2 separate regions of the Homo sapiens genome follow, and region 2 is linked to region 1. A link is a contact called in ENCODE Hi-C data. All regions are on one chromosome and are shown on one strand. The core of a region is the stretch at or near the end of the contact, and the rest is flanking DNA. Distances in the headings are between cores, read along the strand shown. Region 1 holds the start of POLR1E (RNA polymerase I subunit E). Region 2 overlaps FRMPD1 (FERM and PDZ domain containing 1).

Region 1 (4,218 bases), core at 1,206-3,705:
AAGATTTGATAGGGTTGGAGATCCTATATTTCTAACAAGTTCCCAGGTGCTGTCGAGGCTGCTGTTTCCATGGACCACACTTTGAGTAACAAGGCCATACAATGTGTTCCTATATCATGAGTAACAAGGCCATATAATGTGTTCCTATATCACAAGATACTTCTCTTAAGAACTATACTTGGCTCATTGTAGCCACTGTTATCTTGGTCACCTTTAACTTTGATTTAACTGTTCATATTTTCATTCAACCAAAAAACATTTATAGAGTCTGTTATGTGTAAACCCTATGCTAGTTGATTTCAACCAATATTACCAAACATCTTTGAGTTCCAGTCCCTGTGCTAGGCTTCCAAGATTAGTGATAATTCAGGCCCATTCTTTGCCCTGTCATTCATTAATTCATTCCATATTTATTGAGGGTCTAGTATGTTCAGGATTTGGAGATAAAGCAGTGATCAAAACAAACATAAATTTGTTTATTAACCTCCAAAGTGTTTATTGTGAACCCCAAGTAAGTTTAGTGAGGAAACAATCAATGGGTGAGACAATCACACAATTAAGCTCTTCTTTCTTCATCCTTCTTTCTTCTTTCTTCTTCTTCCCTTTTCCTTTCCTGAACAATTCAATCCAAAATCATGAGGTGGGGTCAAGCAAGGTAGCCTTCTAAGGGAGGAAAGGCTATGAGAGCTAAATGCAACACATGATTCTTGACAGGACATTTTTGCTATAAAAACATGATTGGGCCAGCTGCAATGGCTCACGCCTGTAATCCCAGAACTTTGGGAGGCCAAGGTGGGAGGATCACTTGAGCCCAGGAGTCTGAGACCAGCCCTGGCAACACAGTGAGACCTAGTCTCTACAAAAAATTTTTTTAATTAAGAAAAAACAAAACAAAACTGAGTGTGGTGGCACACACTTGTATTCCCAGGTTGTGGTGAGAGGATCACTTGAGCCTGGAAGGTCAAGGCTGCAGTGAGCCCTGGTTGCAACACTGCACTCCAGCCTGGGTGACAGAGTGAGACCCTGTCTCAAAAAACAAACTAACAACAAACGTTGGGACAATGGGTGAACTTAAATGGGATGTGAGGATTACATGGTGGTAATGTACCAGTGCTAATTTCCTGATTCTTTTCTGTTTAATTTTTTTTTTTTTTTTTGTCGCCCAGGCTAGAGTGCAGTGGCACCATCACAGCTCACTGCAGCCTCTGCCTCCTAGGCTCAAGCAATCCTCCCACCTCAGCCTCCCGAGTAGCTGGGACGACACGCGTGCGCCACCACACATGGCTAATATTATTTTTTGTAGAGACAGGGTCTTGTTATGTTGCCCAGCCTGGTCTCAAACTCCTGGAATCAAGGGATAGAACTGCCTCTCCCTCCCAAAGTGCTGGGATTGCAGGCGTGAACCACTGCGCCCGGCAATTTGCTGATTCTGATGGCTGTGTTGTTATTTAGGGAATGTCTGTAGGAAATACTATAGTCTTCAGGGTTGAAAGGGTATCAGGTTGACAACTTACTCTAAATGGTTCAGGGCAAAAACATTTCTTGCAGTGTTTCTTTACGTTTGAGATTGGGTAATTAGAAAAGCGTGACAAGTGCTCAGGCAAAGGGGCATGCAGGCTTTAGGGTTATTCCTAGGATCCTGGGTGTTGGAGGCGGGTGTTGAGGGTGTGTGGAAGGAAAAGAGTCTTGAAAGAAGGTGATTTGGAAGACAGAGGGGAGTCAACCGGAGTTCTTGCCCTTCAATAGTACGCATCTTTGGGCAAAGGGGGCCTCGGCCAGCGTCCATGCTTAAAGGCCCTGCTTTCGCCTTCTTTCTGCTCTGAAAACTCCCCGTGCAGAAGAAGGGTTGAATCCGCAGTGAAAAAGGGACATGTCCATCAGCTCGGACTCCCTCTTCTATTCCAGTCCAGAATCTCCTGCCCAAAGGCTCCGGGGTTGGCTGGGCTTCTGTTCCATCACCTCAGTGTTGATTGGGCCACAGGTGTGCACGCCACAGCCCATGGCGGGGAGCTGTTTGTCGGACTGTGGACAAAGTTTGTACCTAGAGCTGGATGTCCACGTGGGTGGGTGGGAAGCCCTAGAGAGGGGCGGCTATTCGCCAGCGGCCACATTTAGTTGGGGCTCAAGCAGTTCCTGTCAGAGAATTCTAAATTTGAACTTGGTCCTTCAGGTCTTGGGAAGATGAGTTTGTCACGGTAGGAGAGAGAGACGACACTCTCTTTAGAAGGTGCTGAGCCGGAAGAAGGCTCATAGCAAGCTTAGGCTGAAGCCTTTGGCGCCTCGGGCTCTGGACCTACAAAACCCAGAGTGCACGCGAGCGCTGAGCCAATCAGGTGCTGCGCCTCGGCCAGTCAAGCGGGTGTGTGGCACCTTGTGGGCGGAGACCACGCCTCTCTACGCGGGGGGCGGGGACACGCGGCTCGCGCGCTGTGGGCGGTGCCCGGCGGGGCCACGCCTTTTCCGGCCCGCAGCGCGGCCTGGGCTCCCGCGTGTTTAAAAGTGCGCTTGTGGCTGCTGCTGTCTTAACTCCTGTGCTTGGCGGACAGACAGGCGAGATGGCGGCGGAGGTGTTGCCGAGTGCGAGGTGGCAGTATTGTGGGGCGCCCGACGGGAGCCAGAGAGCTGTACTGGGTAAAGACTGCGGAGCTGGAGCAGTGCTCCTCTAACCCTCTCCCCTTCCGTCTCGGTACCTCAGCTGTCCTCTCGCCCTCCGTTGGGCTTCTCCCCAGCGGGGCCGGGACCCCTCTAGTCTCCACCACTCCCCTGGGCTCTGTCAGGGCTCCCCTGTCCGTCTTTCTGTCACTACCTCCCAGCCAGATTGGGACATCCCACTCACCCGCTCCCCAGAGCTGTGTCCAGGACCCTGCTGACCCCCTCACCCACCAGGTCTCCCGCCTCCCCCATTTCCCTCTCTTCACTGGGCAGGGGTTCCTTCTGTCACTTTAGGTATGTACCAGGCCTCTGCTGTCAGCCTCCTTCCGCGAGACATTCCCTCCTGTCACAGCCCCTCCCCAGGGTTCTCCCACCTCCCTACCTCCTCTTCTCAGCTGGCCCCGGATCTCCTCCAGTTCCCTTTGGGTCAGGACCCGAGCTTCCTTGCCATCCCCATTCTGACACTCCCTCCCAGTGACAGTCTAGTCCCACCGTACATTGTGTGGTACATTGTGTGGCCTTCTGCTCTCATCTCATTCTTGGGCTGCACTCTTACAGTCCAGTTCTCCAACGGGAAGCTACAGAGTCCAGGCAACATGCGCTTTACCTTGTATGAGAACAAAGATTCCACCAACCCCAGGAAGAGGAATCAACGGATCCTGGTAAGTGAAGCAGTTGCCAGCTGTCTCCACTCTGCAGGGCTCAGAAGGCCCCTGGGAGTGGGTGGATGTGGGAGGGAGTGAGGGGAGAAAAAGGGGAGTAGTAGCAAATGGAGCTTTGAAGAACTCTGATGCCCAGCAGCCTGGGATGTGGGGACAGGCTCCATCTTTCATTCATTTGTTCTTTCAACAAGCATTTATGGAACCTGCCCCTCTGCATCCCTGTGCTGCAAGCTTCTAGGAAAACAGCCAAATCAGGCCTAGCCCCACTCAGAGTTCATACTCTAGAGCAGGGTTTCTCAACCTCAGGACTATTGACTTTTTGGGCCAATAATTCTTTGCTGTGGGGGCAGCATCCCTAGTCTCTACTCATTAGATGCCAGTAGCACCAGAGTGGATTTCCCTGGATTGAGAACCTCTGCTCTAGAGAGATGAGAACTGGCTGTGAGGGACACTTTTACACAAAGCTCTGAGGCCACGTGGGGAAGAGTACAGGGCAGAGTGAGCTCAGTGGGAGGAGAGGTCTCTGCCAGAATGCCTTCCTTGGTGAGGTCATGTTGGAGCTGAGCCTTGAAGGCTGGAATGAGGGTTTGGCAGTCAACGTTTGGTGTTTCGAGTGAAAAGGATAGTGAGGACAAATGCAGAGAAGCAGGAAAGCTTGCTTATGATTGGGGAGTGAATCAGCCATGGTCCTGAGAGTATACAAAGAACAGGCCAAAGAGAGATTGCTTACAGAATCACTTTGTTGCATACCTTTAAGTGCCAGAAGCCCAGGGCCTCTCTCTCAAGTCTTGTGGCAGAATTCCCCCAAGAGCTTTTCATACCATTTAGAAGCTAGCACCATCTGAGGCTTCTCTTCCAGAAGTCGTCTTGCTTCCCCTGCAGGGACACCCCATATTCCCTTAGA
Region 2 (4,218 bases), core at 596-3,095, 210 kb after region 1:
CACCCACAGTAATGGCATTAATTCATTCATGAGGACACAGCCTGCATGACCTAATCACCTCTTATAAGTTTCACCTCTCAACTCTGTTGCAATGGAAATTAAGTTTTCAACACATGAACTTCAGGAACACATTCAAACCATAGCAGGATATAAAGTACTCGCTGACAGTATTCAGAGAACTGGGCACAGGAAGAGGTCTTGTCATTCAGTTAGAAGAGTTTTACTTACTTCTTCTATTTTAATTCCTGTACCGTCTATTGTGCCTAGTCTCCCCAAGCTTCTCTTGTTCGTTTTCTCCAGAAAATAAGCCTCTTATCTTCAGTAGGATGGGAAAGAGATAGTTGTCTAGGTAGGTATTTCCATATTTTCAACCTTATGCTCATCCTTGCTTTCTCCTGTACTTACTGCCCCTAATTCCTGAGCCACTGGGCAAATCAGCACCCCTAGATTGGATCATGGTACAGAAAAAGCACATTAGTGAAAAACTGGTAAAATTTGAACATAGTCTATAGTTCAGTTAATAATATCGTACCAATGTTAATTTCTTAATTTTTACAAAGGTAAAATAATTATGTAAGATGTTAATATTAGGGAAAGCTGAATGAAGGGATATGGGAACCCTATATTATCTTTGCAAACTTTTTATACATCTAAAAGTGTTCCAAGATAATTTTTTTAAAAGAATAAGACAGTCTGGGTGTGGTGGCTCATGCCTATAATCCCAGCACTTTGGGAGGCCAAGGCGGGCAGATCACTTGAGGTCAGGCGTTCAAGACCAGCCTGGCCAACATGGTGAAACCCCATCTCTACTAAAAATACAAAAATTAGCCAGGTGCAGAGGCATGTGCCTGTAGTCCCAGCTACTCGGGAGGCTGAGGAGGCAGGAGAATAACTTGAACCCGGGAGGTGGAGGTTGCTGTGAGCCAAGATCGTGCCACTGCACTCCAGCCTGGGTGACAGAGCGAGACTCCATCTCAAAAAAGAAAAGAAAAGAAAAGAAAAGAAACTCTGGAAGGACAAATGGAAAACAAGAGCAGTGATTATGTATGGGCATGGGAACTGGGTGGGTAGGAGCAAGGAAGGATATAAGACAGACTTTTCACTGTCTACATATTTTTTATTATGATAAGAACACTTGAGATCTACCCTCTTAAATTTTTAAGCACACAATACAGTAACTATCTTTTTTATAAGCTAGTGTTGAATTATGTAAGTGAAATACTTATTCAAAAATTAAGTATAAAAGATTGAACAAAAGCAGCAGCGCTCAGAGGAATCTGCACAATGTGATGAAGAATGCTTCCATGTCCATGGGGTTCCTGATGCAGGCAAAACTGAACCGCATTGTCCAGGGTTGCACACATAGTTGGGAGAGGGAAGGACGGTGTCACATGGTAAGGTGTATCTCTTCCTATGGGTCACAGTCACAAAGTTTGAGAAACGTTATCTATTTTACTCTCTCATCCTTATGTTTAACTGTTTAAGATACAAACCCAGTCTGTTTGCTGCAAGATTGAGGGTTGCTAAAGTTGTTCACTCTGTGAACATTGAGCACCTGTTTATGTTGATTTTAGACTAAGGGAGAACACTAGTTATTCGATTAGCATGTCTTATAATGGGCAAATAAAGGAAGCATCGTCCTGATTTATCAAAATCCTCTTTAGAGTATTTTGGTTAGCATCTTAAGAACACTCTTCTTCCTTTTAGGTAAATGGAAGAGCTGGAGACCAGTTTATTCCAGACACGGAAAGCACATAGAATAGAACAAATGGTGGCAAGATGGCTTCGGCGCTCCCGGGACAGCTCGGCCCGGTAAGCCTCCTGAGTTTGCAGATTTCTGTCTATAAAGGTCTGGTGTCCCGGGGGAGGAGCTTGTGCTGGTCCTGGCCGCACCTTGGGATTGCTGTCTCCGGCTTGCTTTGTTCTTACACCATATGGTGGGAGCAGTGTAAACAGGTCAGCAATTTTGCTGGAGTGCTTTTCCCTGTACCCTACCCCCAACATGTACCTACACACACACAGAGACACCCCAACTCACACACACTTACAACATTTACAAACACACTGACACACAGACATACACACAGAAATACACTCATACATACTCATACGCACATGCATATACACTCTCTGGAGCACACACTCATACATACACTCTTTTGATCTCTCTCTGACACACACACAGACACACACACACATAGAGACACACACCTCTTGTCTTAGTACTTGACATGAAGGTCAGGTAATCTGCCGTTTATATTCTTTCTGTGTCTTCTGTGTCTTTCTGTGTCTTCGTTTCCAGCAGCTGTTCCTTCCTTGCAGTCCCTATGTCATTCTAAACAAAATAAAATGAAATCAAATACAGATCTGATTTGACTGCTACAGGAGAACTTTCAAATATGTTCTGTTTCGAAGCGTTCATTTTTGCTTGGATTTCCCATCTGGCCCTGCCACAGAGATGAAATATCACGTGTCAGGTGTTTCTGAGACACACATTCTTCCAAAGGAACTGGAAACAGCTGTTCTGCTGCTGAGTAATAAACTTTGCTCAGGGCTCCACTGCCCTGTGGCCAAGTTCTCTGATCCTCACACACCGAGGTCAGATAAAATGGGGCTCCCTTTTACAGATGAAACACCTAAGGCTCATAGAGTGACTTGTTTAGGACCACTCTTACCCAATGCTCAGAAAGCTTGGATGGGTCCCCATTTATTATAGGAGGAAGCTTAAACATTTTTGGTCTGACGTTTCAAGCTGCAATCCTTTCCAGCTATTTGTCTTACTACTCTGCTTCCTTCACAGTATGCTCCAGCTAAAGGGAACACTTATTATTCTACTACAAGCACCCTCTCTTCTCTTTCACCCCTTGGACCTGGGCTCCTGGGCCATATCCCTTCCTCCCATCTCCATGTGGCCAGAACCCCCCGCAGCTTAAGGCTTGGCTGAAGTGCTGGGTCTTCCATGAAGCCTTCCTCTGTCTAGAGTCAGGATGAATTTCTCCATAGGACCCCGTAGTATTTTATTTGTAGCACTGGCATTGTGCTCCCCCTGGTGCATTCAACTTTTCGAGCCCATTCATTTCCTTTCTCCTAGACCTGCCTTCTGTGAGGTCCAGGAAAGTATTGGCTTCATCTCTATGGCCCAGAAGTGATTGTCTTGCATGAGTGTTGTAGGTGGTCAGGTAGTGCCTGATGAATGAATGGAAAAACTGCTAAGCACATTGTTTCCCACAGTGGGGTCTGCAAAACCTAGTCCTGTGTGATGCTGCTCCATTAAAAGAGATTCTGTGGCCATACATGTTTGGGAAATGATGCATCCTATATCCTACTTCTGCCTTCCCCGACTTGGTGATTTATTATACACATTATGCATGTAATACAGATTAAAGGCTCTGAGAAGTCTCGCAGAGAAAGAGACCTGTTTAACTTGATGTTGCCTGGATATTTGACCTTGGAACCCTCTTAACATCTTGCCTTCTCACAGACTGTAAATGAAAGGTGACAACCATCACTGCTATCTAATTTTAGAATATTTTCAATACTATAAAAAGAAACCCTGTGCCCTTTAGCAGTCACTTCCTATTCTCCCCTCTGCCAGCCCCAGGTAACCACTAATTTACTTTCTTTTATTCTTTTTTGAGACAGAGTCTCACTCTGTTGCCCAGGACGGAGTGCAGTGGTGTGATCTCAGCTCACCTGCAGCCTCTGCCTTCTGCCTCGTGTCTCAGCCTCCCGTGTAGCTGGGACTGCAGGCGCGTGCCACCATGCTACTGTCTATCTCTGTAGATTTGCCTATCCTGGATATTTCACATAAATGGAATTATACAGTATGTGATCTTTTGTGACTGGCTTCTTTCGCTTAGCATAATATATTATTTTACTTACCATAATGTGTTCTTCTTTTGCTTATCTTCTTTTGCTTATCATACTGACATGGATCAGTATGACATGTCATAGTGTGGATTGGTATTTCATTCTTTTTTATTGTCAAATAATATTCCATTATGGAATATTTTCTTTGTTCATTCATCAGTTGATTTAACATAAACATTTGGGTTGATATATAAAGCCAAATAAGAATAGATAGATAGATAGATAGATAGATAGATAGATAGATAGATATGTCTGTGATGTGAACATTTGAGTTGTTTTTACTTTTGGGCCATTATGAATAATGCTGCTATGAACAATTGTGTAAAAGTTTTTGTTTGAACACATATT

What was found. Hi-C counts contacts between places; a loop is a spot of excess contacts on that map. Pooled maps may share reads with other maps.
Region 2: a map with no recorded cell type shows a loop between it and region 1 (4-fold over the local background). The contact joins the enhancer-like site here to the promoter of POLR1E in region 1. A Hi-C loop is called at or near these places in 1 of 168 maps with a recorded cell type or tissue (Caco-2), 1 of 37 single-sample maps with no recorded cell type and 5 of 50 pooled maps.

The regions. Positions count from the first base shown.
Region 1 is chr9:37,483,493-37,487,710 of GRCh38, forward strand. It overlaps POLR1E (RNA polymerase I subunit E), which reads left to right and starts at 2,456. Exons shown (of 12, transcript NM_022490.4): 1 at 2,456-2,631; 2 at 3,211-3,314. The coding sequence starts at 2,556. RefSeq lists an enhancer at 1,921-2,512 and a silencer at 2,254-2,583.
Region 2 is chr9:37,690,931-37,695,148 of GRCh38, forward strand. FRMPD1 (FERM and PDZ domain containing 1) reads left to right here. Exons shown (of 16, transcript NM_014907.3): 2 at 1,708-1,812. The coding sequence starts at 1,712. Among named protein-coding and RNA genes, the nearest start is that of FRMPD1, 42 kb to the left of the region's middle. Within about 2 kb of position 1,846, at least 3 of the 41 ENCODE cell types and tissues checked have a DNase peak (open chromatin) inside an H3K27ac peak, as active enhancers do.